2 separate regions of the Mus musculus genome follow, and region 1 is linked to region 2. A link is a contact called in ENCODE Hi-C or POLR2A ChIA-PET data. All regions are on one chromosome and are shown on one strand. The core of a region is the stretch at or near the end of the contact, and the rest is flanking DNA. Distances in the headings are between cores, read along the strand shown.

The links. Hi-C counts contacts between places; a loop is a spot of excess contacts on that map. ChIA-PET counts read pairs that join two places held with the same protein, here RNA polymerase II (POLR2A).
Region 1: POLR2A ChIA-PET joins it to region 2 with 11 read pairs in Patski. The contact joins the promoter of Bcl3 here to the promoter of Nectin2 in region 2. A Hi-C loop is called at or near these places in 2 of 37 maps with a recorded cell type or tissue (ES-E14 and mouse trophoblast stem cell). POLR2A ChIA-PET finds 5 or more read pairs at or near these places in 4 of 5 experiments (Patski and embryonic stem cell).

What each region holds. Positions count from the first base shown.
Region 1 is chr7:19,820,955-19,824,554 of GRCm38, reverse strand. It overlaps Bcl3 (B cell leukemia/lymphoma 3), which reads left to right and starts at 1,800. Exons shown (of 9, transcript NM_033601.3): 1 at 1,800-2,118. The coding sequence starts at 1,878.
Region 2 is chr7:19,746,997-19,750,942 of GRCm38, reverse strand. It overlaps Nectin2 (nectin cell adhesion molecule 2), which reads left to right and starts at 1,370. Exons shown (of 9, transcript NM_008990.3): 1 at 1,370-1,728. The coding sequence starts at 1,641. Gm34744 (a long non-coding RNA gene) reads right to left here and starts at 1,373. Exons shown (of 3, transcript XR_881878.3): 1 at 994-1,373.

The sequences.
Region 1 (3,600 bases), core at 551-3,050, 73 kb before region 2:
GTTTGTAGAGACACATGAACATCCAGAGAAAGAACCAGAGAACCCTGAGAATCCTCTGAGCAGGTTTGCCATGCGGTGCTATTCCCCTGCCTCTCTAAGTCTACAAAGCCGCCCCGCCCCCCTCCGCCTCCCTGTGACTCAGTGACCTGGACTCAACCCCAGTGTGTGCTCCACCTCCCGGGATGTCCGGGAAAGCCCCGAGCTGCTGCCCCGCCCCGGGGCGGACCCGGAGGAGGCGGAGCCTCTGCCCCGCCTCCCCGGCTCCAGCGGGTTTGAGTCAGGGCCCCAACCAGCCCGGCCTGTTCCCCACCAGCCAGCCCCTCCTTGGGGTGGGAAGGGAAGTGGGGAAAGCTGAGGGAGTCAACCTACACCCCCCAACCCCCACAGTTGTCTGGCCTTGAGCCCTAAGTGAGGCCTGCTGGTCCAAACTCTTAACTCTCCCTATCTACACTTGCATCTCTCAGGATCTGTCTCCAAATCTCCTCTCTCTCTCTGCATCTGGGATTCATTGGCGTTTCGTTCTTTGAGGCCTCTGGCTGGGTGCAGGGACCTGGCAAGGAGACACATTCAGAGCTCTCCTGCACCCCTAGCTATCCTGTGCCCTGCGAGTTAGGAGGCATGAGGAAGGCAGAGGGTGGCTACTTTCTGCCAAGAACCAGTCTCTGCCTTGGGCTGGGCTTTTCTCTCGCACAAAGAGTGAGTCTGGGCTCACCCTGATGGTGCAGACCTGCATCCCACCTCAGACAGGAAGATTCAGGTTCTAAGCCATCCTGGGCTACAGAACAAAGGCAAAGCCAGTCCGAACAGCTTAGTCTTAAAACGGAACGCAAAGAGGGCTGGGAGATCGCTCAAGTGCACAAGCTCCTAGGCTCCAGCATTGCAAAAAGGAAACGGCTCAGAGGGAGAAGTGCATGGCCAAGGTCACCCAAGAGGAAGTAGGACTCAGGATTCAGACCCATGCCCTAGCAACCCTGTGGCCTCTAAGGACTTCAGAGTTGGCACTAAGGGAGATGGCTGAAAGAGTCAGAAATACTAAAGGAAAGATGGGACCAGTGGGAGGGGAAGGTGCTCACAAAAGTAGAAGCGATCGCCAGACACAGCCAAGAGATTCAGAGATGGGGGATTTGGGGGAGGGGCTTAGAAGTATGGATCCCTAGCACGCAGGAGCCTCCCCCCCCCCCCACCAGCCAACAGAAACGTTTGCCGGTTATGGTGTCCCAGGCGAGATGGGAGGTAGAGGAGGGAGGATCAGGAGTTCAAGGTCATCTTCCGCTACACAGCAAATTTAAGGCTAGCCTTCGATCCATGGTCCAAGAAAAAAAGAAAGGAAGGAAGGAAGGAAGGCAGGCTGGCTGGCTGGAAAGATAGATAGATAGATAGATAGATAGATAGATAGATAGATAGATAGATAGATAGATAGACAGACAGACAAATAGATCAAGGCACAGTAGTGCAAGTGTCATTTCAGCACTCAGGAGGTTGAAACAGGAGGAACAGAAGTTCAAGACCACCCTCTACTACATAGTGAGTTCGAGACTAGCCTGGGCTACAGGAGCTCCAGTCTAACAAAGCGAGAGACAGACAGAAGATGTGAGAATCTCAAGGACTCAGACCCAGACAGAGCTCCCGGCCAGAGGCACAATGAGCAGAGTGGCGGGTGGGGACCAGGAGCTCCGCCTCCGAGACGCGGGTCCAGGAAACCCCTGGGGCGGACGGGTGGCCCCGGGGGCCCGGGGGCGGGGAGGCGGGAGGCGGGCGCCGCCCCGACTGACAAAAGTCCCTTCAGTTCAGTCGGCGGCAGGGGAAGTCCCGCTGCCCGGCGAGACCGCCTTCCCGTGCCGAGCTCGCCGCACGCCCCGGCGTCTCCGGGCGGCCCGATGCCCCGATGCCCCGCGGGGGCCATGGACGAGGGGCCCGTGGACCTGCGCACCCGGCCCAAGGGCACCCCGGGCGCCGCGCTGCCACTCCGCAAACGCCCGCTGCGCCCCGCGTCCCCAGAGCCCGCAACCACGCGCAGCCCCGCTGGACCCCTGGACGCCCTGCGCAGCGGCTGCGACGTCCCGGTTGTCCCTGGGCCCCCCCACTGTGTGGCCAGGCCGGAGGCCCTTTACTACCAGGGTGAGTGGCCTCCCCCATGAAAGTCAGGGCCGGGTGGGGGCCACCTAAGGTCAGCAGAACACAGGACACAAATAGTTGGGGTTCCTGGTAGCTGGGACTCCAGGGTGCAAGTTGATGACCCAAAGACAGCTAGGAAAGAGGTTGAGAGGCCCTGGAGCTCAGCCATGGGCGTGCCAAGAAGTTCACCCAGGCAGGTGCCCAAGGGTCAAATGGCCTTGGGGAATGGGGGTCAGAAGACAGCGTCCAGTGTCGCAGATATGGGATCCCAAGACACTCCAGAGACGCAGAATATCTGGTTGGGAGAGACCAGATGTTCAGAACTATGAATAATCGTCACTCGGACCTTGGAAACTGGGGTTCTGGTAAGCAGATATGGGGAGATGAATAGAAATGGACCCAGGATCCAAGGAGGCTGATACGGTAGGTTAAAATCCTGGGAACCGAGGTCTTAGGGCGATAGTGACTGCATTCTGCAGGCTAGTTGTGAGCACTCACAAGTGTCCCTGGGTCAGGTGGCCCTAGGGGCAGGCTTGGGGACTGAGGGTTCTAAGAGAGGGAACACAAGGAATTTAGAAACTGAAGGGCTTCGGTCCAAGGAGAGGGATTCGGGGACCTGGGAAGGGGGGACTTTAGAAAGGGAACCCCAGAGCTGGTCAGACAGCAAGAAACCGGATACCTTTCTCTTCAACTTTTATATCCAGGAAGGGACATCCACCTGCAGTAGGCACATTACTATCTGCTAAATACCCCAGCGCTGCTGAGGTCTCTGGGCCCTCCAGGTTCTTCAGCTACTACCTATCATGCTCCAGCAGGAGGACACTATGTAACAAGAGACCTTCTCCATCTGATGAGAACCCTGCCCTCCATTTCCCCATCTGTGCAATGACCCTTCCCAACGTTGTCATCCAAAAGGGTTCTAAAGGACAAGTTTTCTGACAGCCCCAACTCCCCAGATCCCCTACACCCAGATATTAGCTTGTCATTTATTCCTTCAGCTAATTACTCACAGTGTAATCTTATAACTGAAGTCCCCTGCTGGGTGGTGACAGGGCTCTCTCTGCCCTTAAGGGTCCTTTCTGTAGATGGAGGTCAGACATTTGTGAGAGAAGAGATGTGATGTAGGAAGGAATAGGAATAAGGAATGAAGGTTAGGGTAAGGGATGGGGGCTAGAGGTGAGGGATGGGGGCTAGAGGTGAGGGGTGGGGGTTAGAGGTGAGGGGTGGGGACTAGAGGTGAGGGGTGGGGGTTAGAGGTGAGGGGTGGGGGCTAGAGGTGAGGGATGGAGGTTAGAGGTGAGGGATGGAGGGTGCAGGAGCAGGGAGGAGGGGCACGAACAAGAACATTATCTTGGGTGTTGAGGGCCAAGTCTGAGAAGCTAACAGAACCTGGGGTAGTCAACATGGTGCTGCATGCCTGTAATCCTAGCATTTGGGAAGCTGAGGCAGGAGGATCTTTTTGAGTTTGAGGCCAGTCTGGGCTCC
Region 2 (3,946 bases), core at 121-2,620:
TGGCTTCAAAGGTTGTGCCACCAAACTTGGCTACGTGAGTTGGGGCCCCGGCACCCACTTGCTGCTTCCAACTCAAAGCAAGTTGTTATTTGCCCTTCAGAAGTCAGCACGGCCTGCACACACACAAAATAATCAGCAAGCAAACAAATAGGAGCATTAACAAGAGTGGAAAGCAAGTTGGTCAGAGCCAGGGTCCACTCCTTGGGCCTTGCCACATGGGAGAGGGGCTTCATGTATGTGGCCGGTGGAGAAGGGGCCCTACCCCAGCCCAGGTGGCTCTCTCACAAGAAACCCCCAAATGCCTGGCCCTTGGGGAGGATTTGGCTGTCAGGTACTTCAGCAGCGGAGTACCTGTTCCCCTCCCCCATCCCCAACAAGTGGACCTTCTCATTAGCTCCACTCGGCGGCCCTGGGAATGTGAAAAGGCGGGTGGGGGTGGGGAGGGTGGAGCGTCTACGAAGAGACAAAAGGGCCGCCTCAAAACCAGCCACAAAGACCACAGGATTCTGGTGAGATAGAGAAAGTGGGACAAGGACAACCGGAAGGGACTGGTAGGGCCAGAGGACAGACTGACTGGTCCAGCCCCACCCAGCGGGGTTCGGCCTGCTGGGTTGGTTTATGCTGCCCCCTCGCGGAAGGCTGCGATATAAAAAAAGGATACTGGGTGGGAGGGACGCAGAGGCCAGATGCAGGGACAGGAATATTAAGAGTGACACAGAAAAAAACTATGAGACAAGAAACAGAAAGTGACAGGGACGCAAAGAGAGACGCACACAGTCAAAGGAATGCAACGAGACACGGGGACTAAGTGACATAGGCACATGGACAGACAAAGAAACACCAGAGCAGAGCCACAGAGAAACATGGGGATGCGGAGGGAGACTCAGAGGTAGAGAAAGAGGAGAAATCTGGAAAGAAATGATGCGGCGACACGAGAACCCAGGGCAGAGATCAGAAAGAAATGGGGTCCACTAAGAAGTGACCCCGACCTACCACAGCAGCAGGACTAGGAGAAAGGCTGGGACAGGGGTGTGGCCTCACCAAGGGGCGGTGCCTCAGGAAGGGAGGCCCTATGAGAGCCCACATACTCAGGCTAACCAGAGGGCAGTGGGGCGTGGTCTGGGCGAGAAGGCATGGCTTCTCCTGGTGGGAGGCGACCGGAAGTTTAGAAGGGGGTGTGACCGCGTCTCATTAGAGTGACCAGTAGGGGGCGCAGTGGGTCTTCCCGGGTTGTGTGTGGGCGTGGCTCCATGTCGAGTGGGCGTGGTCAAATAGTTAATTCCAGGAGAAGGCGGAGATAGAATCGTGGGGCCAGACAGGTGTGGGACGCGGGATGGGCGGGGTCTTAGCCCTGAGAGGGGCGGAGCCTGAGCCCTAGGATCGGCTTGGCGAAGAGGGGCGGGGCCTGTGACGTCATGAGTCCGGCCCGCTGGAGCTAAGCGAGGGGCCGGGGGGCGCGGATCCTGAGAGCCAGGCGAGGGAAAGCTGGGCCGAACGAACTGATCCGGGGAGCCGTGAGCGGCGGAAGCCGGCCTGGAGCCGGACACTTCAGACCCCTGACTGCCCTCCCAGCCGATCGGTACACGAAGAGTGGTCCCTAGGCACCCCCTGCCCGGGCCCAGTCCCTCCCCGGGCCCCCCATGGCCCGGGCCGCAGTCCTCCCGCCGTCCAGATTGTCACCGACGCTGCCGTTGTTGCCGCTGCTACTGCTCCTGCTTCAGGAAACAGGTGAAAACGCGCGGATGCCTTCGTCAGTCCTCAGAAGGGAGGGAACGGGGCATCGTCCCCCACCTCACTCCCAGCTCCCCGAGGCCCCTTTCCCTCGTGCCCCCTTCTAGGTTGGCCCTACTGATCGAGATTCTCGCAACACACCGGGCTCTCTCTCCGAGTCTCCTAACCTCCCTCTCTGCACCTCGCGTAATCACAAGTGTCCATTCTAACCCGGGTTTCTGACCCCCTCCACCTCCCTCGGCGTGGAAAGGGTTAAATCCTCCCCATCCTGTGCTGATCACTTATCCGGAATCTGGATTTCCGTCTCTGCTCTCCCCCCTCAGGAATGTGGAGAATGTTCCCCCCACTCACACTAGCTGGAGGGTCGTGATGGTGAGGAGGGACGACACCCCCCCCCCTTTTTTTTCTTTTCCTTCTTGTTGGGTTGGGCATCCGAGGCCCGGGGAGAATTGGGCGCGAGGGGACCCACAGTCGAGGTTCCCAAGACGAGTGTGTGTTGGGGGGGGGATGAGTTCGGTCTTTGGGAGCCCTTGGCAAACCAATGATGAGAGTTGGGGGCACTCAGGGGCAGGAAGGGTGTGAGTCTGGAGTGCAAGCCTCAGGGAGTTTACAGACACTGACCCCTGGGTTCTGGGAAAATTAAGAGGTTCTGCCTCCAGGATCTCAGAAGGCGAGCCTAACCCGGGTCTAGATAGAATTGGAGAAAAGGGGTTCAAACTTGTGGGTCTTGGGTTTAACTGTGGGCAAAGAGCTCTGCTCGCTGGGGTCCAGGTGCAGTTAGGGTCCAGAGGCACTATCTTGGCAGGTTCGGATTTAGCTGTAGGCAATGGAATTTAATGATCAAGGGACTCTGACCTTTACCCCTCTGCCCCCAAATATAATCAAAGGCTTAAAGACGTAGCCTGAAATTGGGAACTTAGTCGGCTGTGTCCCAGGTAGAGTCAGAGCCCGGGAGGTTTGCAGTTTTCCTCCCCTTCCCCCTTTCCTTGTGAGTGGCAACGTCCCTGGGGAAGTTTTCCGGTATCGCTTTCACCTAGTTTGGGAGGGGCGGGGCGGGGCTGGAGCGCTAAGAGTCCCAACTCCTGGTTTCGGGACCTTATCTCTCCTTTGGTCACGCCTTTGTCCTCGAAGCACTTGGAGAGGTAAATGGGAGGAGCCTCCTCTCTAAGACTCGCTCCCCTTTCCCCACCCCCCAGCCCTGGAGGGGACTTGGGGCTCTGCGAGGCCAGGGGGTGGGGGTGGGGGATGGGGTGAGGTGTAAACAGGTGTGCTGACCTCGCCCCGCCCCTAGCAGGTGACCTGGCTGTTTCTTCCTAACTACACACTCTGGGATGGGGAGCGGGGAGTTTCTGGAGAGTTTGCTCAGAACGGGGATCAGAAGGATCGTAGGGAGAATGCCTGTCACTTTTGGCCTCGTTTTTTCTTTCGTCACCTCCTTTGAGGTCATTGGCCTTGACCTCCCAGATAGATGAGATCTGTACCTGTCCCTCTGAGTGAATTCTTAGAATCCACCCGTGTGGTACCTCATAGCAGATTCCACAGAACCCCAGAGCAAACCTTGTTCCCCTTCCCAGCCTGCGAACGGGGAAACCGAAAAGGACACTCTCCCAAGGTTCCACTCCCGTCCCTTGAAAGCCTTTGAAAGCCAGCAACCCAATAGCCAGGCTGGGCAAGCTCCCCAAAGTGCTTCCTATTTCCTAGACCTGTGGTGACTGTCCCTTCTCTGTTGAATCCCTGGGGGGATTTCCTGGGGCTGGGCCTTCCCTTCGAACGTTGGGGAGAGGACCTTGGCCTTTCCTAACCCATCCTACTCCTATCTCCACTTCCTCATTCCTTCTCTCTCCCTCTCCTTTTTCTTTTTTCATTTCCCTTTCCATCTCTCCCTTCTCTCTCTTTCCGGGCTCTTTCTCCTTTCTGTTCTGTTTGTCCTTCCTTTGCTCTCTCCATCTCTCCCTTGCTTTCCCTACATCTCTTTCCCCTGGCTCTAGCTGCTCAGCCTCCCTGCTTCCTGGCCTCCTCTGGGAATGGGGCTTACACCACCTGGACCTCCTGCTGGAGCCTGAGCCTCCCTCCCCACTCTTCCCTATCTCTCTCTGCTCATCTATGTCATCCAGGCAGCCCCACACAGTGGCGGGGGAGGGGAGAAGAGGGGATGGCAGGCCTGGCTGTCTCTTCTCGTTAGGGAAGGGGAACTGAGCAGAGAAGAAATGGGGGA